Linked DNA regions of Homo sapiens: region 2 is linked to region 1. A link is a loop called in an ENCODE intact Hi-C map of the cell type or tissue named here. Cell type or tissue: IMR-90. All regions are shown on one strand. Links, peaks and the distances in the headings refer to the core of each region. The heading gives the core; the rest is flanking DNA. Region 1 overlaps KCNQ1 (potassium voltage-gated channel subfamily Q member 1). Region 2 overlaps KCNQ1 (potassium voltage-gated channel subfamily Q member 1).

What was found. Peaks named below come from ENCODE experiments on the same cell type or tissue, not always from the same donor. Only the 100,000 strongest peaks of a DNase experiment are listed, where the experiment ranks them.
Region 2: it touches region 1 in a loop (3-fold over the local background); 3 of 110 quality-filtered maps call a loop at or near these places.

Annotation. Positions count from the first base shown.
Region 1 is chr11:2,819,481-2,830,963 of GRCh38, reverse strand. All of the region lies in intron 15 of KCNQ1 (potassium voltage-gated channel subfamily Q member 1), which reads right to left. Among named protein-coding and RNA genes, the nearest start is that of KCNQ1-AS1, 36 kb to the left of the region's middle. RefSeq lists an enhancer at 2,499-3,399. In IMR-90, for the core only: no CTCF peak of the experiment used is centred there; DNase peaks (open chromatin) are centred at 4,473, 4,823 and 5,333; H3K27ac peaks cover 2,466 bases.
Region 2 is chr11:2,737,158-2,748,640 of GRCh38, reverse strand. The region is part of intron 11 of KCNQ1 (potassium voltage-gated channel subfamily Q member 1); the gene reads right to left. Among named protein-coding and RNA genes, the nearest start is that of KCNQ1OT1, 43 kb to the right of the region's middle. RefSeq lists enhancers at 6,910-7,546, 9,117-9,975. In IMR-90, for the core only: no CTCF peak of the experiment used is centred there; a DNase peak (open chromatin) is centred at 6,600; H3K27ac peaks cover 1,526 bases; H3K27me3 peaks cover 52 bases.

The sequences.
Region 1 (11,483 bases), core at 1,804-9,803:
GCCTTGACAAGACCTGCACGGGGTCTCCCAAGGGTACCCTTGCGGTTTCAAAGACTCCCTGGTCAGCTCCTAACCCTGCATTTTCCTGACAGGAAAGCTGAGGCCTAGAGAGGGGTTGGGCCAGCCTGTGCTGGGTTACCTGATGATGGGGAGAGGGGAAGGCCCAGGTGTGTGGCTCTGTGGCCAGGGTGCTGGAGGGCACACACGTGGGGTGCCCTTGGGAGGTCAGAGGTCTGAGGGCCACGGAGATGTGGGGGTTCCTGGGAAGGCCCACAATGCTCGGAAGGTGAGTGGAAGGGTGGGAAGGTCTCCACCCAGGAAGGAGGTCCTGGGCTGGCCCCCAGCCTGCCTGGCCCAGGCTGACCCTGTGAGTTGATGAGAGATTCAGGCCCCATCCTGCAGCTCCCAGCCCGCCCTTCCTGCTCCCGGGGCTGGAGGAAGAGGTTCTTGGGACACTGGGACTGGGGTGTGGGGATACATGCTGACTAGACTGGGTGTGGTTTGCAGGCCATTGGGAGGACCTAGGTCCTTTAACAGGGGACTTAACAGGGACTTAGATCCCGGGGCCTTGGAGATCATCTAAGATATCATTCAGGTCATAGCTCTGGGATGCCTGCCCAGGGAAGAGCCCAGATCCCTCTGTCAACCCTTGCTAAAGGTGGGGAGGAGGCACCCACCAGTGAGTCCTCTTCTCTCACTGGCCTTATCCTGCACAGCCCCAGCCCCAGCTAGTCAGAGGGCTCCTGCGTAGCACCCAGCCAGTCCTGAGCCTGTGCCCACGGTGTAAAGGGCCTGCTGGTCTTTCCCCTTCACCACACACCTGCTGTTCCCAGCCAGGGTGGCATGCACCCACCTTCCCCTCTCAGAGCTCCTTGGCCAATCTCTTCCTTCTCTCTCTTCCTCCCTCCTCCCTCCTCCTTCCTCCTCCCTCCTCCTTCCTCCTCCTTCCTCCTCCTTCCTCCTCCCTCTTCCTTCCTCCTCCCTCCTCCTTCCTTCTCATCCTCCTCCCCCTCCCCCTCCCCCTCCCCACCAGGGTATTGGCAGAATTCCCTATTCTCTGGCACCATCACTTCCTTCTTAAATTTTCTTACCCTTAGTGAGAAAACCCGTGAAGCTCTCCCATCTTTAAACAGCCTTCCCTGGGCGCTAGATCTTCTATCTCTAATTTCTGTTCCCAGAGGCAGCCCTTCAACCCTACCGACTATCTCTTGGCTTTACCTTGGCATTTCCAAACTACACATTTACATTGCTGTTCCTTGAAATTTTGTCACTTTAGACATTATCTAGTGACTGCCTAACATGGAAGAGAAGTGATCAAGATTTTGTTCTCATGCCCCTGCCCTCCCCACTCCCTTATCTTTCCAACACAGTTAAATTAGAATTCTAGGCTAAATAAGTACTTACTGTTTGCATTTTACACAAACAGTATATAACTCTTTATGTCACTATGTAATCACTGTTTTTAGCTGTGTCCTGTGGTCTGTTATGATTACATCTTCTTGTTTTCCCTTGGGTTACAAATGGCCTTAGGTTTTGCTTGTTTTTTACTGCATCTGTCACTAATTCATTCTTGAACTTTCTGTAAGAATTGTAAAACTTCTTTCATCCTATTGAGAATACTGGCAGTCTATCACCTTCATTTTTTTTTTCTTCTGGGATTTCTTCCTGGAGTCTTAGCAGGACTGTTTGCACTGTAGGCATGCTGAGCAGCTGTAATGCTAGAACTTCTTTCACTCATGTTGAAAATTCTCTTGGCCTTTTGTTTTTGGTGTTGGAGTCTCCCTGGTTCTTGAATTGTGTTTCTCTTTCTTTGTTTTTTCCTCTCATTTTGCTAGAGCACGTCCTCAAGTAACTTTCTGAGAAAAGGCATGTGGTAGATACAATTTTTGACTGTGCATGTTTGGAAATGTCTTTATTCTATTCTCATACCTGAGAGTTTGACTAGGTATAGAATTCTGGATGGGAAATCATTTTTTCCCTCAGATGTTTGAAGGCATTTCTCTACTATGTGCTAGCTTTCTGAATTGCTGTTAAGAAATTGGATACCGTTTTGATTTTCTATTCTCTTGTGTGTGACTTACTTTTTCTCTCTGGAAATGTGGAGTGTCTGCTTTATTGCTGGTGTTCTGAAAACAATGGTGTGCCCCACCGGGCATTCTGGGAGTTGATGAGGGAAGTGGGGGAGGAGGTCTTCCTTTTTAGCTTGAATGCATTTACTGAATCCCTGTTGTTTTCATCACGAGAGCTCCTGCCCCACCCACAACTGCTCCTGGTGGCTCCAAGTTCAGAACCTCTCAGGCTCAGCTTTTCTGGAGACTCAACCTGTCTCTAGCTGAGCTTGAGAATCAGTAGCATCTGGCTTCATGGGCTGGGGTGAGACCTGCCTGTCAGGGTCCTGGGTTGGGAACTGCCTCATTCTTGGTGGCTCTTCTTCCTGCAGGGCTTGGTGTCTACCCTCTCCAGTCTCCTAGGCCAGTCTCCATCTGTCCTCCTGCTTCCCAGCTTCCAAACCTTTGTCAACATATTTTTGGTCTCCTCTTTTCTCCTGACCACTTTACCCTAGTTGATTTACATGTTTCCATGTTTTTCATGCCTTTACTGTCACCTTAGTGGGATTCAAAGAAGCTGAAATAGACATGTGTTTACCCATCACGTTTAACCAGTGCTTTCAGCTCTGGCACCTGCTGCTCCGGTCACCAAACCTTCCAGCAGCCCCCTGACGACACCATCTCCTGTCCTGACTTCTCAGAGTTTTCTTCTTGGGTGCTAGTCCCTGCCTGCTGAGGTCCTCCAGCTCCCAGGAGCCATGTTCCCATGGGTGCCTTTCTGCACGTGGCTGCCTCCTCTGAGTCCCGGCTGTGGCCCCTTCCCTGCTGGCTCCTGTGTGGTGCTGCCAGCCTTTGTCCTGCCCTCGCCCCTTTGCAGGTAGTGTTCCCTCTGTTGCTGGCCTCCCCACATTCGAGCTTTCAAGACCTCTATGTGCCCGGTGGTGCCTGGCTTGGACTCAGGGCCAACACCACCATAGGGTTCCCGGCCCCTGACCTCACCACTTCCATGTCTCAGAGGCATCTTGAATTCGACACACCCCAAACAAAGCTCTCGCTGCCTTCTGCCCGCCCCTTCCTCTTCATTCCGGAAAACAGTACCACCACATACCTGCTACTTACACCCTGGCCTGAGCCGCTGAAGTGTACCCCCATTTCCTCCCTCAAGCGCCCAACTCCTATCTGAGTCCTTCTGGTCTGGCCTCCAAGCCACATGTGGAATTTTCCCTCTGGCAAAACAGCCACTTGTCTCCATAGCCGCTCTCCCCCGCCCCCCCGACCCCACTTTTTTTTTTTAATCAACAGAACCCTGAATTAAGCTGAGTGTTTGCCTGCCTGGAATAGAGACTCCGTCCCCAGGGGCCCTTGCAGCGACTCAGGCGTGCGTCACATTCCGGCGGGTGGACAGAAAGGGGGATGACGTGGGCCGCTTCTGTGTAGGGTTTTACAGGAGTGGGGCCTGTCCTTCATGTCTTTTACCTCCCTCCTGCTGCTGGAATGCAGATGTGATGGTGAATGCAGGAGCAGCCGCTGGGGACCATAGGACAGAAGCACTGGATTGTGGACAGGAAAGCAAGCAGAGAGAGGAGGTCTGGGGCCAGGCTGATTCACCAGGCACACATCAGCCCTGAAGCTTCTGCTACTCTGGGACCCTGCGGGTGGCAAAGTTCTCTCTTATTTGGGCTGTCCCCAGGGTCACTGTCTCAGCAGCAGCTGAACCAAGAACCTCCCCTTCTCCCACCTGCCCTGACTCTGGTCCCTTATCTCCTACCTGGGGGACAGCAACACGAGGTGACTGTGCCTGGCCTCCTCTCTGCAGCCCAGCCTGTTCCCCTCCCGGCTCTGTGACATCTAAGCACATCACCTCTGAGCTTCAGGCTGAAGCCCTCCTGTGGCTTGTGAGTGACTGAAAATGACTCCAAACTCCTTAGAGGACTGCTCCGATGTCACCTCCTTGGAGATGTCCCCTTCCCCACCTACTCCACGGCTCATGGGCCACCTGCCTGGCTTTCTTCCTCCCTGTCCTTGTCACTCCAGGACCAGACACCCCACACCCAGTGGTTTACAGGCTGCTGGCCTGTGTGTCTCTCTGGCTGTGAGCATATGGGGAAGTGGTTAGTGTGTCTCCCCAGCACCCAGCATGGCTCCAAGCACATAGTGGGATTCTGAGTGGAGGCAGGGCAGGGGCCCCAAGACGAGGGGTGCCCAGGGGAGCCCCGTGCCTCTCTGGCCCTCTGCACCCCTCTCTGTTCTCCCTCTGGGAGCACAGTGGTGGGCTGGGTGTGCTGGGCCAGCCCTCTTGTGCCACAGCCAATCCAGGGCATTTCTACCCTGTGGGTGCCCAGCTGCAGGTCTGCTGGGGAGGCCTTCGGGGAAGCAGCAGCAGGAGGGGGCGGGGGAAAGTGCTCCCACACCGGCCTGGCGCACCCAACGCCGGGTCTGCCTGAGTTTCCGTGACTGTCTGCGCGGAACCGCACGGCGGTTTCCATCAGCGCTGCCAAGAGGCGGCTGCTGGGCCTGGCCGCGGGTTCTGACCCCCAGCTGGCCTGGTTACTGCCAGGAGACCCTGGGAAGCTGGGGAATACTGGAGCCCGAAGGGTTAACCTGCCCTCCCCGCCCCCAACCCCGGCTCAATTTCTTCATTTTTCAAAGGCCGGGCCCTCTTTCCTTCCAAGTCACAGCTGACGTGAAATGTAGCCTTAAAATGCAGCTGACATGAAAAACAATAGCACTCCCTCGGAGAGGTTCTGCTGCGGGCTGGACAGCCCCCGCCCCCCAATAATTACTCAAGACATTGGCATGAGCCAGGCCTGGTTAGGTAACAGGCTGCTTGCTGTGGAGGCTTATAACTCACAGGCAGTTACACATAATCTCTGCAGACAACAAAATCGTTTCCAGGATGGCGGGGAGGACGAGGCCTCGGGGAGAGGGTACTGGGGCAGGAGGGGCTGAGACCATGCCAATGGGGACAGGATCTGAGGAAGGGGCTCCGGGTGGCCCTGGGGAGCCAGCTTGTCAATGTGGGGAGGTGGTAAAGTGTCTGTGGAAAGGGGTTGCCCTGCCTCTCTCTTTACTCCAAACTCCACCCTTGCCCCAGTCCCTGGCGTGGAGGCCGCGCTGGTCCAGTCCGTTACTGAGCAAAGTACCCGGAGACTCATTCATACTGAAGTGTGAATGACTGACTGCTTTGGGAGAGCTGCCCCCGCGCAGCTCCGCGAAGGATAATTAATTGTCTGTTTATTGTTCATGGCCCCACTGTACTGACTTCCTCATGGGCAGGTCCACATACTTTCCCCTGTGTTCCCAGAGTCTAGTACATAGCAGACATTCAGAAAATATTTGTTGAAGACGACGACATCTAACCCAAAGAAGGAAGCGTCCAGGGTGTGATTCCAGGCACATGGGCGGGGCCCCTGGCAGCAAGGGCTGGACGACTGGAGGGACACTGGCCAGTAGAGGGCTGGGGCGCCCCTACCCCCCCGCGTGGTGCTTGCTCTTCCAGCACCCGGGGCCCCTGGCACCTTCCCACAGGAAACGCCCATTTCCCTGGAAGGACACTGAGCTGAGCAGGCTGAGGGCTCGGAAGGTCTGGGCTGCGGGCCTCCCTTGGCCTCCCATTGGTCTGGGTCTGCACCCTGGCGGCCTGGCTGCAGAGCCCACCCTGCCAGGAACTGGCTTCCTGGGCTATGAAGGCACACGCCCGACAGCAGGGTCGGGGAAGCCGGGCCCCAGCCCCAGTCCCGCCGCAGGGAAACGGCACCTCCCATGTTCTCTGGACTCTCTTTCCACCGTGACCCTGTCTCTGCGCATGGGACAGCCGTGTCCAGGCTGAGGCCCAGCACACTGCGCCTCCTGCACCAGCCACATGTGCAGACCAATGTCTGAGCTCGGAGCTGGCCCACAATCCCTGGCCCAGGCCCCATCGTACAGCTTCCATCCACACCCGGCCTCCCCTGTCCAAACGCCCCTGTCCTTGCCCAGTCACTGAGGCCCCAGAACTCACTGGGAACCTGCTCTGTGCCCGGCAGGGGAACTCGTGTCCCTGATCAGTGTACCCTCCGGTGCCAGGGGCAGGATGGATGCGGCACGGCACTGAGACAGGCCAAGTACAGAATTCTATGGCTCTGTGGTGTGGAACCCAGGGGACGTTCCTTCCTCAAAGCTGTCCCGGGGGCCTCTAGGATGCCCAAGCTCCTGACTGTCTTCTTCCCGCCACCCCCAGCTGCTTCCTGTACTGCAAGGCCCTGTTCACCCCTTGAGTGGCCCCATTCTCACTCTCTCCTCTCCCTGCAATCTCTTGCCAGGCAACCTCATCCACACCCCTTCTTCAGGTACCACCTCCATGTTGCAGCCTCTGTTTTCAGCTCCAATCTCCCTGCTGAGCCTTGCAGCCTAAACTGCCGGGCAAACACCTCCACGTGGACACCTCAGAACCTTTCAGGCCCTGCGTGTCCTCCTCCCTGCTCCTGTCTGGATGAATCGTTTCAGCCTCCAACATATGGCCAAGCCAGAACCTGGGGGTCTTTCCTGAAGACTCCCCTCCTTCACCACCATATCCAGCTCGTCCCCAAGTCTGGGGATTGTGTCTCCAAATCCCCTCTCGTATCTGTCTTCTTTCCACCCCTGGGCCTAGCCTCCCTCCTCCCAGGGCCTCTGCGTAGCCTCCTCACCCACCTCCCCTCTACTCTGGCCCCTCCATGGACAGCCTCACACTTCAGCCAGGGGGTGGCTCTTGCTGGAAGAGTTAGTTATCCATGTGCATGCATGTGTCTGGGTGTGTTTGTGTGAATGTGTGTGTCGAATATGGGTGTGTGTGACGGTGTGTGTCAAGGTGTTTGTGCTGTGGAAAGGGCAGGCCTGCTATATGATGGATAAGCACAAGCCTCCAGGCCTTAGTGTGCATGCCCAGCTCCACTCCCGGGAAGCCCATCACTGGTCCTCTTATCAGCTTTTGGTGACATGCTGGCCACATGGTTTCTCGACTTGTCAATCTTAGCTACTAGAATCTTCCTTGTATGAAGGTGAGGCTTAAGCTCTCACCCCACCCTCGGCTTTGTCCACCCTCTAACTGTCCAGCACAGCTTCCCCATTGTTTTGATGAAATCTATGCCCACTGCCTGGGTCCCCCACAGAGCCAGGGGGTATACTGTGCTCACATTTCCTTTCTGGGTTCTCCTGCTTCTCTGCTCTCTTCTCTAACAACACCTCCCTCAGGGAGATCCTCCGCTGTTTTGGAAGCTCCGTTGCAGATTTTCTTCCCAGTCCCACCTATTTTCTCTTCCTGGGTGGCCTCTTCAGGAGTATCCTGTCCTCTGCTCCTGCCTGGGCTGCCTGGGCTGGAGGCCTGTAGCCCTGAGCCAGCTGCTGGGCTTGGACCTCCCTGTTCTGTCTGTGTAGGGTCTTCTGCCTCCTTGTTGTTGGTGCCTTCCTTTTCCCTGGTTTCCTCCCACGTTTTGCTGGAGTGCATTCTCCAGAACCTTCTAAGAAAAGGGATAGAAAGCAAATTCTATACTTTTTTCCTGCAGTGACTTGGAAAAATTTTATAAGTTCTTGAGTATCTGAAAATGTCTTTACTGTATCCTCACCCTTGATAGATACTTTGGCTAGGTATAGAATTTTATTTTCCTTCACAATTTTGAAGGCATCTCTCTTCATAAATTTTCTCTACCAAAGACTGATCTGTTCAGAGGCCCATGTTTGGAAAATCACCTGTTACTTCTTTGAGAAGATTCTAGAATGTTGTCTTTATCTCTGCTGTTCCTGAAGGGCATGATGACACAGTGGCTGCTCTTTTCTGCTAGAGGTTCTCAGTGGGCCCTTTCTTTAGTCTCTATTTCCTCTCATCTCCCTTTCTGGAACTTCCAATAGCAGGATATTGGATGTCCTTGGATTGAGTCTGCATGTTTCTTGGGTGTTCTGATTTTCTGTCTTTCAGTCTTCATTCCACTTTCAGGGAGATTTACTTCCATCTTTTACTGATTTTTTTTTTTTTAATTCAGCAGCATAATTGACATTTCCAAGCACTCTTTCTGCTTCTCTAATTGTTTCTTTTTCACAATGTCCTACTCTGGCCTATGCCACCGTTCTGAATTTCAGATCTTACAATGGTGAGATTTGTTCATTGCTCCCTTGCCTCACATCCTTTGGGGCTCCCCCTGTTCTGAGCTGAGCCCCTGCCAAGGACTCCACCTTCCCTCCCTAACTTTCTCCTTTGGCCCGTGTTCAGCCCTCTCCATCCTCTCAGACCCACAGACCAGGCCTATTCCTTCCTGCCTTGGGGCCTTGGCCCATGACTATCCCACCTCTCCACTTAGTTAAGCTAATTTCCACCCATCCTTTGGGGTTCGGCTCACAGGGAGCTTCCTTGGGACACCTCTGCTAATACCCTAGGTAGGCTCACAACTTATTATGTAGCCTTTAGCTCTCTTTACGCACTTAGCACAGTTCTAACTAAACACTTGCATTCTGCCATAATGGCCTAATATCTGTCCCCATTTCCCCACCTCCACCTCCTAGAGGGACATCCCTAGGAGGGTAGGGTCCAGTCCATCTTATCCACACTATACCCCAGGGCCTGGCGCTGTGCTGGTGCTTGTGTCAGCATCCTGCACTGTGGTGCCATGTTACCACAAGCATAGCGCAACACGTGTGTGACATCTTGCAGCACTGGAGGTCAGGAGTCTCACCGGGCTAACAAGGTGTCAGCAGGGCTGATACCTGCTGGAGGCTCTAGGGCTGATTCATTCCTCACCTTCTCCGGTTTTCTAGAAGCTGCCTGCGTTCCTGGGCTGTGGCCCCTCCTCCGTCTTCAAAGCCAGCAGCACAGCACCTTCAGCCTCTCTGAGCTCTGCTTCCATCCCCCTGTCTTCTCCGCTGACTGACCCTCCTGCCTCCCTCTTAGAAGGACCCTTGTGATCACATTCGGGGCCCCTGGATAACCCAGGATCATCTCCCCATCTCTGGATCCTTCACTTAGTCACCCTGCAAAGTCCACTCTGCCATGAAGGGACAGGGATAGAATGAGGACATCACTGGGGCCATGACACGACTACAGAGCTCACACACACTTGCTGGGGTGGGGGTGTGCAGAGCAGGGATGTGGCTGCAGAGGAGGGCAACAGGAGTGGCTTGGAAGATGCACCCTTTAAGGAACCCCTATAGGACCAGTACATAGCAGCCAGGAAAAGGTGGGGAGATGTCATGGGCACAGGGAACAAGGTGAGCAGAGGGCAGGACCTCAAATGGCTGGGAGGGTTTCCAGCAGAAGGGCAGCACGCAAGGCCCATCCCAAAGGCCTTGGAAGCCACTGTGAACAGTCCAGAATTACCACGTGGGGAAGGGGACACCATGGGTAACTGTGTGGGGTCAGTGGGGCTCTGCCCTCATGAGGCTTTTTACCAGCCACTTCCCAATGGCCTCCCACTCCATCTGAGCCCATCCATCTGGCCCTCATGGGTCCCCAGACTCCCTCAGCCAGAGCAATGATTCAGGACACACAATGGCCCTGTGGCTCCACTTGAAACTTCTCGAGAAAGTGTGTGTGGCTGGCGTGACCCCATGGGCACCATTCTCACCATATTCCCCAACCCTTGCCAGGCCCACGGCCACCTTCCCATCCTCTCGCTTGCAGTGCTCCTGCCCCACGCGGGGCCTCTGCACCTGGAGTCACACAGCTGAGAGGCGAGGAAACGGGACTCGCACAGAGCACCAGGCTTCGGTGTCCGCCCTCTGACACCCGTGTTGCTACAGCACCAGCCAGGGGCCACCGAACACTTGACAGACCCACCCCACCCTGCAGGGACGAAAGCTTCCCACCAAGGCAGCAGAGCAGGCCGGACCTGGCCTCCGAAGAGTGCTGATGTCCTTAGAGGGAGGTTCAGGCAGCTGCAAAAGCAAGGCAGGTTAAGGAACCCCTCGCTTAGATGGGCCTAGAAACAGCCCCAGAGATGGCCGAGGCCCAGCACGGGCCAGGGGAGGGTGAGCAGCAATGGAGGTGGGGTGTAGGCACTCCCCTTGACAGCTCTGTCAGGGAGAAGAAAGTATGGGATGAAGGAAGAGCCAGGGGATGTGGAGGACATGGCTTCCAGCAGCTTCCAGAGGGGCTCTAGCAGGAGGGAAGGGAGGCGGAAGCCACGCAGACTCAAACCCTCAATGGAGACCATTTCCCCAGACGTAAGGAGAGGACACATGTGCCCAGGCTTTAAGGGCCCAGAGGATGGGGCAGGAAAAACAAATGAACAAAACCAACACATCAAGAAATCCACAATATTATTGGCCATCCTAGTGCCTGTCTCTCAGAAACTGACAAACCACAGTGGGTGAAACTAACAAACAAACAAACAAACAAACAAACAGCAAGGTAAGTCAGGAGGTGGAGGAGTCGCAGAACTCCACTAACAAGTTTAACACAATTAACAGAAAAGACTCCACCGCCTCCACACATATACAAAAAGGTCACAGAAATGATCCTATTAGGCACCAAAGGAAAACTCCATAAATTTCTAAAAATCTGTACCTTGATGTAAAATAGAAAATTATTAATAAAAATAGCAACAGATGGATACATCTTGAAGTTTAAAAAGTACCCTTCTAAATAACTCTTTGATTAAAGAGAAAATAAGGCAGAGAGAAAATCTTAGGATGGATTTACAAGGAGCTGATTACATGCCAAGAGTGTGGGATGCTTCCTATAGGGTATTTGGAGAAGTATCGATGGCAATTTTAGAAAATAAAAAAGATTGAAAATAAATGTGCTAAGCTTTCAACTCAAGAAGCTAGAAAAAGAACACCAAAACAAATACAAAGAAAAGAATGAACAAAGTCAAAGGAAGATATTAGCAAAATAGAAAAATATTTTATGAAAAAGAATTGACCAATAAAACCAAATGCAGGTTGTTTGAAGAGCCAGTAAAGTAGATAAACCTTAAGCAAGTAAAGTAACAAATAAGAATTAGGAATGAATACTACTGCTACCGAGGGAATTGAATAATTGTAAGTGATTATGATATATACTTTCATATCAATAAAATTGAAAACACAATATGATGGATAAGTTTCAAGGCAAAAAATACCAAAAGTGGCTTATGTGGTAGAAAATCCTAAGAAACATAAACCCATTGGGGAGACACAAATGCCAGTTACCTACCCTCCTCTAAAAGGTTTCCAGTCTAGTTTTTGGGGGTGATTTCTATAATTACCTAAAAAAGCAGACGACATCCATCCCATCCATCCCAGAGCACTAGCCAAAAGGGGAGGTTGCTCAACTTATCTGACAAGGTAAAACCCCAGGCACCATAACTGCTCAAGCAAACACAAGAAAATTCTAGGCCCAAATCAGGTATGAACACAGATGCTAAAACCTAAAAATGCATCAGCAGCTGGACTTGAGTCAAGATCACATAAGGTTTACCTCAGGAATTCAAGGAAGGTTCAATGTCA
Region 2 (11,483 bases), core at 2,021-10,020, 83 kb after region 1:
CTGGGTGGCCTCTGAGCCCCCACATTCCAGGCTGGCTGGGGCTCCTGCACCTGCAGTTTCATGCTGGGTCCTGGTTGCCAGGCTTGTCCCACCCGGGCCCCACACCTCCACGTGGACGCCCAGCTGGGCCCTCGGGCTCACCTGGAGGAAGAGTGGAGCCTGGTTTGGCATCAGGTGCTGAGGGCCCTGCCTGGGGAGGTACCCAGGGGCATCTGATAGGGACCCTCCCCACCAGCACACCTCACCACATCTACCCAACACACACAACCACCCTTACTGGGACAGGTGGGGCAGGCACACCTCTGGGATTCACTCTGGGAGCAGGCCCTGCGTGGACCCAGGGTGAGCTAGGGGGTGGGGGCATGCCAGCTTCACCAGCATTCCTGAGGGGAACTTGCTTCTCCCTCGCCCGAGGTCTGGGGACACAAGGAGACAGGGCTGACTGCAGAGCTGGGGGTCTGTGTAGGGGTCTTTCCTGGCCAGTTCTGGGTGTCCCAGGCCACTGAGGATAGTGCTGCACTGGCCACAAGCCCAGCCCTGGGAACCTGCCCTTTCCTAGGGTAGAGTGTGGGTGAGCCATGGTTTTCTGAAAATCAGATATTGCTTGCAGAGCCCTAGGCCCGAGTGGTCTTCTTGAAGTATTCTGCTGGTGGTGGAAGCAGCCGGTTCTGGTCTGTTTTCAAGACGGCTTGCTTCACGCCAGAGGGATTGTTTTGAAACACAGCCCTTATCGCTCCCCATCTGGTAAAGCCCGGGGAAGCTGGTTCCTGGCTCCTGAGGCTGGGCTGCCTCACCTGCCTCCAGCCAGCCTCACCCTGCGTGCCTCTTCCCACCACCTCCTTCTGATCTCTGGAACCTGCCCCCATGACCCCCACTCCCTGTGGGCAACCAGTCCTCCCTTTCCCGGCATTCTCTTGCCTTCCCACCATCCTAGCCTGTGGCCTTTCTGCAAGAAGCCTGCCCAGACGTGTCCACCCCCAAAGCCATCTTCCTTTCCTCTGGGCACCTGTGACAACAGTGAACTTATGGCCTTCAGGGAACAGGTTGTTTCTTGAGGGTCCTGTCTTTCTCATGGCCGTATTCCAGTGACTGGCACACGGTGGATGCCTAGTGAACAAGAATAGATCAGTGGGCACTGGGGCAGCCCCAGCCCAGGCCAGCAGGGACCAAGCACCGGCTGCCCCAGGGTGCAAGGCTGCACCGCTGGGCAGAGGAGCAGAAGGCTGGACGAGCCCCTCCCGGGGCCACCCCCAGGCCCCAGTCTTTCCCTCCCTCCCTCCCTAAAGGGAAGGAGAGGTTAATAAACCAATTACTTTGGGCAACGAAGCAAAATAAGTCCCATTAAAGTAATTAATGTCCTTTGCACAGTCCCCATTGGAGAAGACTAATAAATTGGGGCTTTGTCACCATCCGGTAATTTCTTTCTAAGGCGTTTCTTCATCCCCGTCCAACAGCACAGTTTAAGGCTCTGTTAATACTTTTAAGACGGGCTCAATGCCAGACTAATTAGATTTGCATTTCCACCATGGGCCAGGCTGGGCTCGGATGTGCCCAATGAGAGAGGCTCCAGGACCCCGCCAGAGCCCCAGGGACAGCACCCGTCTTTGAGAAGGGCCATGTGTGGATTCCCACGCCTGCCTGGGGCGGTGGCCCATTACCCAGGCTGCCTGCACAGCTTCCCTATCCCCGGGGAATGGGGGCCATGGCTTTGATCCAGGCAGAGGCCAGACCTCATTCCCAGGAGGTCCCTTCCTGGATCTGTCCCCAGTGGGGCTCACAGGGGTCACCAGTGTGATCCACATCCCAGGGTCTCTCTAGGGCCCCAGAGCCAAATGCTGGCGGGTCCAAGGACAGTCTGCAAAGGGGGAAAAGAACAAATCACAGTTGAAGAGATTGACAGCCACGGCCTCAGAGCCAGGAGACAGAGACAGCATCGCCCATGACGAGCCACACCGACAGGATGGGCCCTCGGAACAGGGCGATGAGAAGGGCATTTCCCTCTGTGCTCTCCCTCCTCACACCCACAGCCCAGTCGAATCGTGAGGACAGCAGCAGACGGATCCTAGTAAGGGACACCCTACAAACACCTGACCTGTCCTCCTCTGAACCGTCCAGGTCACCACCAACAAGGAGAGCCTGGGAAACAGTCACCGCCCAGAGGAGCCCAGGGAGACGGATGAGGAATGTCACATGGGACCCTGGGTGGGGCCCGGGGAGAGAAAAAAGACAGTAGGGAAACTGAGGAAATCTGCATCAAGCATGGACTCAGTTAACAGTCATGTAGCACTGTTGTTTCCTTGTGACAAATGCATACTAATGTGAGATGCTGATAATAGGGCTGCTGGGGGAAGGGCACCTGGGGACTCTTGGTGCCACCTGTGTAAGAATTTTGTAATTCCAAAACTATTCTAAAATCAAAGTTTATTTAAAATAAAAAAAATGACGGCAAGAGGCTGGGCATGGTGCCTCATGCCTATAATCCCAGCACTTTGGGAGGCCGAGGCGGATGGATCACTTGAGGCCAGGAGTTCGAGATCAGCCTGGCCAGCATGGTGAAACCCCACCTCTACCAAAAATACAAAAATTAGCTAGGTGTGGTGGCGCACACCTGTAGTCCCAGCTACTCAGGAGGCTGAGGTGAGACAATCGCTTGAACCCGGGAGGTGGAGTTTGCAGTGAGCCGAGATCGCACCACTGCACTCCAGCCTGGGTGACAGAATGAGACTCCATCTCAAAAAACAAAACAAAACAAAACAAAAACCAAATAGTAGTGAGGGAGAAGAGGCAGCCGAGGATGAGCTGCCTTGCTGCTGCCGCCTGCTCCTGGTCCTGGCCCCGGGCTCAGGCCTGAAGGCGGCCCTCGCTGAGCGGCCTTCTCCAAGGCACGCTTAGTGAGCAGACAAGGAACCGTCAGCAAATCCCTGTATCGTGTCAGAGGAAGCCCCTGCCTCCGCCGGGTGCTGAGGCCCAGCAGAAGGATGACAAGTGTCAGGTAACCCCAGCCTCTGCCAGCCCCGCACCTGAAGACATGAGGCAAGAACATTAGGGGCTGGGGAATGGGGGCCTGTGGTCACGCTGACTCCTCCTGATAGGACCGATCCACTTAGACAATCAGCAGGATCAAAAGATCAATCAATAGAGCTGATAGAAAGTATGACATGGTTGTCAGGTGTGAGATCAACCCCCCCAAATCAATGGCATTTCTTTATACCAGCAATAAACTCCTGGGAGAAAAAATTCCAAAATAGCAGGGGAAAGAAGGTCTCATCCAGGAATAATGGAAGCAAGACCCCACCAGCCCTTTCAGGAAAAGATGGCAACAGAGGTCCAAGAGGGCCTGACTCAATGCAGAGAGACTCCTTGTTCTTGGAGGAGAAAACGCAACATGAGAGAGACTCCAGTTTTTCCCAAATTTAACCTGCAAATTCGAGGCAATCCCAAGCAAACTTCCAGTTGAAATTTTTAAGAAATGCAATAAACTTAACTTTAAAGTTGGCATGGAGGAATAAAGGTCCCAAACAGATAAGTCAAACTTAAAAAGAGATTATTATAAATAGGGGTTTAGGAGCTCTTCTGGGCATTAGAACCCGTTTCTAAACCAGAGCATCAGGTCTTGGGGTGCCGCCATTGTCCTTCCGACCAGCAGACTATCAGTGCAAAGAGGGAGCCCCGATCACACACCCTTGTATACTCGGGAACACACTAGACCACAAAGATGACACCATCGACCACCATAGACAGGATGGAATGGCTGCAGGGCAGGTGGGGAAGGGGAGTCACTCCACGGAGGAAAAGGAATCTGGATTCTTCCGAATGCAAAGGTGCACCTGGACACGACGACAGGCCTGAATGACAAAGGCTGAATTATAAATTTCACAGAAGAAAATGTAGGAAAATACTGCCCAACAGCACATGTGACGAGGCCAAGGGTGGATGCATTCGGTACACCGTAATTTAGAAATTTCCATTTAAAGAAGGACGCAGTTCACATCCTAAGCTCTAGGATGAAGGTCTCATCTCTTTTGTCCTCTTTTTTATCCCCAGGGCCTAGTAAGGTACCTGGCATGGCATGGGGCCCAGGAAACACTGGCGAATAAATGAATGAATGAGAGAGTGAGGGAACGCCACCTCATGTGCCGGCTCTGCGTCAGGAGCAACCGCAAACAAGTCTTGGCTATGCCTGCTCTCAGGCACCTCTTGCACCCCTGCAGGTATCACATGCTCTGCAGTACTGGAGCAAGAAACACATTCTTCCCTCCCAGAAGGCTCTGCAGGAGCTCAGCTGCTACACAAGCTGGTGCAGCCAGTGAGCCCATCAGGGGCCAGCTGGCTAAGAGCCTTCTCTGAGTGCCGCATTGGTGTTCCCGATGCCACATCGTCTCCTGTTTGAGCAGAGACACTAGAGTGGACACACGGTGGCCTTTTATCCTAAACAGGCAGGGTGCAAGCCTGAGTCCCCAGCTCCCTGTAATAATCTCTTTTTAAGTTTGACTTTTTAAGTTCAAGGAGGGACTAAACATTGATTTTCAGAATGCGGCCAAGAGGGTGGTGAAGGTACCATGGGTACCGGCAATGGGCTGATGATGTCCCAAGCTACGTGGGTGAGGGCAGGCACCTGGGGCTGAGAGCCCACGAGAGACCTGCAGTCAAGAGGCCCCGGATCAGGCCAGAACGGGCAGGAGCAGGTCTGCAGGCCAGCACCCTCAAGGCCCACCAGGGGAGGCCCCAGTCTGCCGTTCTGTGACAACACCTGTTTACCTCCCGCTGAAATATCCCACCCTACCAGAAGAACCCGCTGCCTGTGAGATTCCTTTCTGAGGCAGTCCGCTGACTAAACAGGCATCCGATGTCATTGCTGGGGGCAACTCCTTTTAGGCTCAAAGGCCTGTCACGAAGCACAGTTGGGCCTTAGATGGCGGCTAATCAAGAAGGCTGGTTAAAGCTGGGAGGTCGTGAATCTGACCCTATGTAGCTGTGCAGACTCCAGGAATCAGTAAGAGAGGGCTGCGCAGGGCTGCTCTCCTCCGGGGAGACGCAAGTCCCCATAGGGCCATGCAGGGACTGGCGTAGGGATTCGAGCCCCTTCCCTTCCCTGCTCAAGTTCTCCCTCTGGGAGCTGCATGCCGGGGAGCTGGGAGGGAGGCCACAGTCAGAGCAACAGCCGGCAGGCAAACTGACATCTTGGGCCCTGAGCTCTGGGTAAAAGCTGGGATAATTTCTACCCCTAAGTGAACCAGTGAGTTGGGTGGTGGGCCTGCTCTGAGGCCTGTGCCAGGGCCTGAAGGGGTGGGGTCTTACCTCATGAATGCTTCTGAAGAGGTGAAGAGAGACACCCAGCAGCACCTCAGACCCCACCTTCTGGAGGAGCACAGGGCCTTGAAGACCCTCGGAGTCAATGAGGGGCCCCGCATGGTACGGGAGTCTAGGTGGGCGGTGGGCTCACACCAGTCATCCCTGTGATTTCTGGGAATGCCCCTTCCCTCTCAAACATGACAACTGGGTCTCCAGGCCCAGATCTGCCCAATTGTGGCCACCTGCTCTAATGTTCATCAAAGCCTGCTCAGGCCGGCTGTCCTCACAAGGAGCTCTCCAAAAATATGAAAAATTCACGAGTGGGTTCAGGCAAAAAAGCTGCTCTCCTGGATCTGAGGCAAGAACAAACCACCTGCACTCCCTGTGCCCACCTGGCAAGGGTGGCTGCCCACGTGGCCTCTCGGTCCAGTCTTGCTGGGTGGCTGCCACACCACAGGTGTGGGGGCTCGGAGCACTGGATTTCCTGTGGGTCTGCCTGCTTACTCGGGGGTCCCTAAGCCGCTGGCCTACTTTGTTTGACCTGCATTCCCTCAGCAGCCGTGCAGAGGAGGCCACAGCGGGCCCCCGCGCATGGCTGTCAGGACCGCCCCGAATTCAGCACATGGGGAGGGGAAGGCCTCCTTCTCTCCGAGGCTCTTGTTTGCAAAGCTTTAGAGGAGCCAGCAGGACAGAGCCTGGACAAACACCGAGCATCCTCAGCCCCAGAAAACCAAATCGGTAAACATTCCCCTGCCAGGCATTTCTGCCCCTGATTGATTCAGCTGCAAAGTGTAAACTGCCCCGAGAAAGGGCCGGGGGGAGCCCAGGGCCCCCAGGACCAGCATTGGGATGAATCCACCACATGAGTGGGCACAGCTGGGCAGGCAGACACCCCACAGGCATGAAGGCCCCACTGCTGTATCAGGGTGCAGTGGCCAGGTGGCCGTGAGTATGAGACAGACTGCAAATGGGCACATGGGGACCGGCTTGAGGGCCTGAGGCCGCCTGATGCCTCTCATTGTAGCTGATGTATCTGATCTTGGGGCACAGGGCTTCCCCTGCCCTGGACTGCCCTGCCCATCTCATAGAGGCTGATTCTGGCCAGCACCACCCAGGGTCTCAAATCATGGTGGTACCCCCCAAGCCACCCGCTGCAGGGATGGTCGTTCTGTGCAAAACCTCTGTTCACCTCAAGGTCAGGGCAGAGGCAGGGCAAGTCTGTTTCTTTCAGAACTTATTTTTCTTCCTTCTACCTTCTAATGTGGAGAAAACCTAACCATGTCGCAGCACCCAGCAGAGTGTCTTGCAACAGGTTAAACAGTCAACGCTGACTCATATACATGAGAGCCAAGAGTTCTGGGGGTTACAAGGCGGCAGCCCGCCCTGGGGCAGGGGGATAGGAGGGGCGCTGCTGGGGGCCCCTGAGGGCTTCTGCAGATGGTGACCCACCCTGGCCCTGCCTGGGGTGGCAGAGAGTGGGGCCTTGGCCAGGAGAAGGAACTGGACCCTCCTAAGAAGGTCAAGGAGGAAAACCACAGGCGGAGGATCCCTGGAAGAGGCTCCCAGCCCCAGCTGTCTGCGCGCCCGCAGCTGCCCCTGCAAGGAGGCCGGCTGTGCTCCGGCCCGAGCACAGCTTCCTCAGCCTGCCCCCACTCACAGCGATGGGGTGATAATTGCAGGCCAGTGGTGGTGGAATGCTCTGGAATGTTCTATCAGTAAGAGAGGAGGCTAAAGGGCAGGAGGATAGAGACCCGAACAGAGCTCAGGCCTGGGTTGGAAGAGGGTGAGCTGGGAGGGCTGGGCCTGGGTAGGGGATAGGCTGTAGGTAGAAGGGATAAACAGGGGCACAGGGGACAGGCACCAGGTGTGGACAGGGGTCACACTGGGCATGCGTTTGTGCGTACACGTGTGCAGCCCCGAGGGGGCACACAGGGCCTTGCAAGTCTGGATAATAAAACAAAAAGAAAGAGCAAATATCTCCAGGGCCCCAATGCCTGCTGCACACAGCCACCCCGGCAAGCGCCAGTCAGACCTCTCTGGGGTGACTGCCTGGGCCACACAGTCACTCAGCGGCAGAGTAAAAGTCAAACCTGCCCTCTCACAGGAGGCCCTGTCCTCACACTCCCTCCAGCTCATAGGGGCCTCCCCTGTCTCTGAGGCCACCCTGAGACACTCTGAGGCCTGTCTGAGACTCACCAGAGACTCTTGACTTCCCCCGGAGGCAGCACTGCCTGAGCTGGTCATGTGTCCAAGCAGGGGCTGCAGGGAGACACAGGAACACCCCCCACCCCAGGGCGCCCCCAAAGGAGTCTATGCCCTAATCCTTGGAACTCACGCATGCGTCACTCAATTCCCCTTTGCCACTTGATTTCCTTTGAAGGGGAATCAAGGCTGCATGGAATTCAGGCAGCCAAGCAGCTGATCGTGCAATGGGGAGAAAATCCTGGGTTCTCTGGGTGGCCCAATGTGATGACAAGGGTCCTGATACGGGAAAGAGGCAGGGGATCAGAGTCAGAGGAGGAGACGTGGCCGCAGGGGACGCACAGAGTCTGTGATGTGAGGATGCCATGAGCCGCAGCCGCCTTTGAGGGTGAAGGAGGGGCCATGATCCAAGGGATGTGGGCGCCCCTAGGAGCAGGAAACTGCAGGACAGGGACTCTCCCTAGAGCCTCCAGAAGGGACCAGCCCTGAGGACACCTTGATTTTAGGCCACCAAAATTTTGGCGACTTGTTCCAGCAGCCACAGGAAACTAACCCAGGCCCCTCCAGAGACCCTGGCTCCAGCTGAGCTGAGGCCCCCAGGAGGCCTGGGTCCACCCGCTCACATTCGGGGCCTGCCAGGAAGGACTTCAAAGCCCGCGTGCGCTGTCCTCTGGGTGGGGCTGCATCGGGGTCCCTCGCCCCATCTGTCACTCATTCCATATCTTTGAACACCTGTACTATTGTTTGCTTAACATTGTTCCTTAAATAGACTCTGTTTCCTTATCTAAGTATATTTGGAGAGCCAGAAAAAAGTGACTTTAAGTGAAGGCAGTTGTCGAACATACACAATAAAAAGAAGAATTTGCTGAATTTGTTAGTTGCCCAGCAGCGTCGATGGGCAGCAGCACCCACTCCCCATCCCCCACCCTCCCTCCTGCCATTCCTGGAGGCTCCTCAGAGGCCAGGCCCAGCCCATCTCACAGAGGGGTAAAGAAGTTCTAACGTTTCTCATGGTTTGAGAGCAACCAGAGTCACTGGCACCCTGGGCGCCATGCAGGGCTTGCCTCTGTCTGTTCAGGGCCTAGGCAGCAGCACGCTCAGGGTGAAGCCACGGGGACCAGGCCGGCCAGCTCCGCACAGCTCCACAAGGAGCCTGCTCTAGTCCCCAGGGGCTACTGCCGCATGGCTCACCACCCCACCTGCACACCCAGGCCTCAGCCCCAGTGACTGGATCCCACTGGTGAGGCCTCTGTCCCGACCCATAGGGGCTGGCCTCCCTTAGGACACTGCTCCAAGCTACATCTGCAGAAAGGCTTCCAACAACCTGCCCCTCCCCTCTCTCTGTCCCCTGGACACGGTCAACTTGGCCAATACCAGCTGGGCAAGGACACCATACTGACAGGGCCGGCAGTCCTCGGAGCAGCCGACCTGCCTTAAGACGGAGCATGTCAGCTCCTGGAGCTCTGCGGGCCCAGTGCCGTGGATAGGAGCCATGGCTGGGCTGACAAACGCTGGGGCAGAGTGAGAACAAGTTCTTGTTAAAAAACCAGGACACCACCAGCCCCTGGTCTGAGATGGAGTCCTCAGCCTTTCTAGAATGAAATGGTGGTATTTCATTAGAGTAATGTTGTTCTACGAAATGTCCTTTTTTGCGTAATAAAAATGTTGCCCACCTATGTCCATCCACCTTTGGGGGTGGGGGAATATGTAGCGGACCTTTGATGGGGCTGTGACATCCAAATGGCTGGGAACCACAGATAGGGCAGAAACAACTGCCGGGTGCACATGTGTTACCATGTGACCTCAGGCAATCTCGGGCCTGCCACCTGTCATCTGTGGCTTTGGTTGGTCCATCTGTGTGATGGGCTCTCAGTACCTCACACAGGGGCTGGGTTGGTGTCACCTGTGGCCAGTGGCCAAGTATGAGCCAGCCAGGATGGGTGGGGGCCCTGCTGCGACCCTGGCCCTCCCAGACATGCTGGGCACACATGTGGGGTACCTGCCTGTGCCAGACGCACTGCACACACTCAAGGCCACCCCAGGACAGGGGATGTCAGTCCCACTTCACAGGGAGGCGGAGGCAGCAGAGAAGTCAGTCCTTTTTCAAAGCAGCATGGTGGTAGCAGGGCTCGAGCCATCCTCTGCAGACCCCTGGACTCCACCTGTACCAGGGTCCCCCCAAGCCCCAACCCTGCTGGTGAGTGACAGCCTGCACCTCGCTCACCCACCTGGCCGCAGGCACCTCACTGCACCCGCAACAACAGGGCAGGCCTGGGGCCAGCGTCTGATGATAGCCCACTCTTTGGCCTGCTGAGTGTCTGCGGAAGGCCAGTGTGCCAATGCCCAGGTGGCAGAAGGACAATCCCCCCAGGGTCTGTCTGTGTGGCCAGTGCTGCAGCCCACGTTCTGCTGGGAGGACAGCCTGGCCCAGCTGTGGGGCCCCCAGGAAAAGCAGACATCCACCCCACCCCTGAACACCCAGGAACCGCACAGGCCCCTCTCCAGGCTAAGCCCTGCATCTCCTGGTGACTCGGGGGCCCAGGAGGGATGGGACAGGCTGACTTGGCCTCCTCCAGCCTCCAAGGGCACTCTGCTCTAGGCCTGGCTGGGAGTGGGGGGAGGTTGGCCATGGCTCTGGCCAGGGTCTCTGCCCCCAGCAGAGGTGAGCAGAAGCCTGAGATTCCCTTGTCACACACGCTAGTGCCAGTGGCCCCGACCTGCTGCATTCTCACATGGCGCTTAGCCTGGAAGAAGGATCTTCTGCCTCTTTCCTTGCTTGGTACAAATGTCACCTCCCTCAGAGAGCCTTCCTTGATCTCCCGGCTTCATGATAACACGTCTGCCCACCCCCATGGCCAAGGAACCCGCTGTGCCCCCACACTCCAGACCCTGCCTCCCCCTGGGCTCAGTAAGGAACCCGCTGTGCCCCCACACTCCACAGCCCACCCCCACCGAGCCAGGGGCTCACTTCTGCCCTCGTCTCTCCTCCCTCCCCACCATTTGGAGCAGTTTCTCCTTTCCTCGTTCATCTTCTCCATTTCCTGCCCTGACCACAGGCCCAGGCTCCTGGGGCCAGCAGTCCAGGCCAGGCTCGGCCCCTCCCAGCAGTGGAGGAGGGTGTGGTTCTCCCTTGAATCCCTGCAGCCCAGGCCCAGGGCCCTGCCTGGAGCAGGAAATGGATGAAGCTGAGAGGACCCAGTGTCATTCTGTGCCCCCAGGTGTGCCTCCCCTGGGCAGGGGGCACCAACCCCTTTCCCTGCCTCCAGCCCACTCCTGTATTATGACCGCCTCACATCCTCATGTCCATGATCACAACAGCAGGCATCCATCACAGAGTTAGGGCTGTGACGGTCGCACCCTGCTGCAGCCCCACTCTCCCTGGCAGCGAGGTGGACATGGCATTAATAGGGACTTTGCTGTGACCCCATATCCCTGCCGGGCTCGGACCCACCAGCCGTGTTTTATGGTCTGCGAGGGCCGAGTCAGCACGAAGGCTTCCCGGCATTTTACACAAAGCTTCTTCGCCGTGAACGGAGTCAAATTCACTCACGTTGGGATCATAAATATAATTAGGAGACTTTTATTTTCAAGTAGCACTTCTGAAATCTATAAAATTAAGCTAATATACTGATTTTTAAAACACAAGAATTTTATTGCTCTGTGAGTCAGAGTTTGCCAGCCCACAAGGCCAGGAATTAACTCCTTGCAGCTCGCGGGCATCCAGCAGGCCTCCAGGGGCCCCCGTGGGTCTGGGCCTGCTGCACCCACTTGAGGTGCACATGCCCCAGGAGAGCAGCTTCCTGGGACAGAGAGGTGGCTGGGCAGTGGCCGGACATCCACCCACACGGCAGCAGCTGCCCGGGGCTCTCCCTCTCCACCGGCACCCCTTCACTTCTGTGCTGGGTGCCCTGGGAACAAGTCCAGATGCTCTCGGGATCCAGCCTCTGCTTACCCTGTGGAATACACTCCCCCCAGAATTTCCCTGCCTG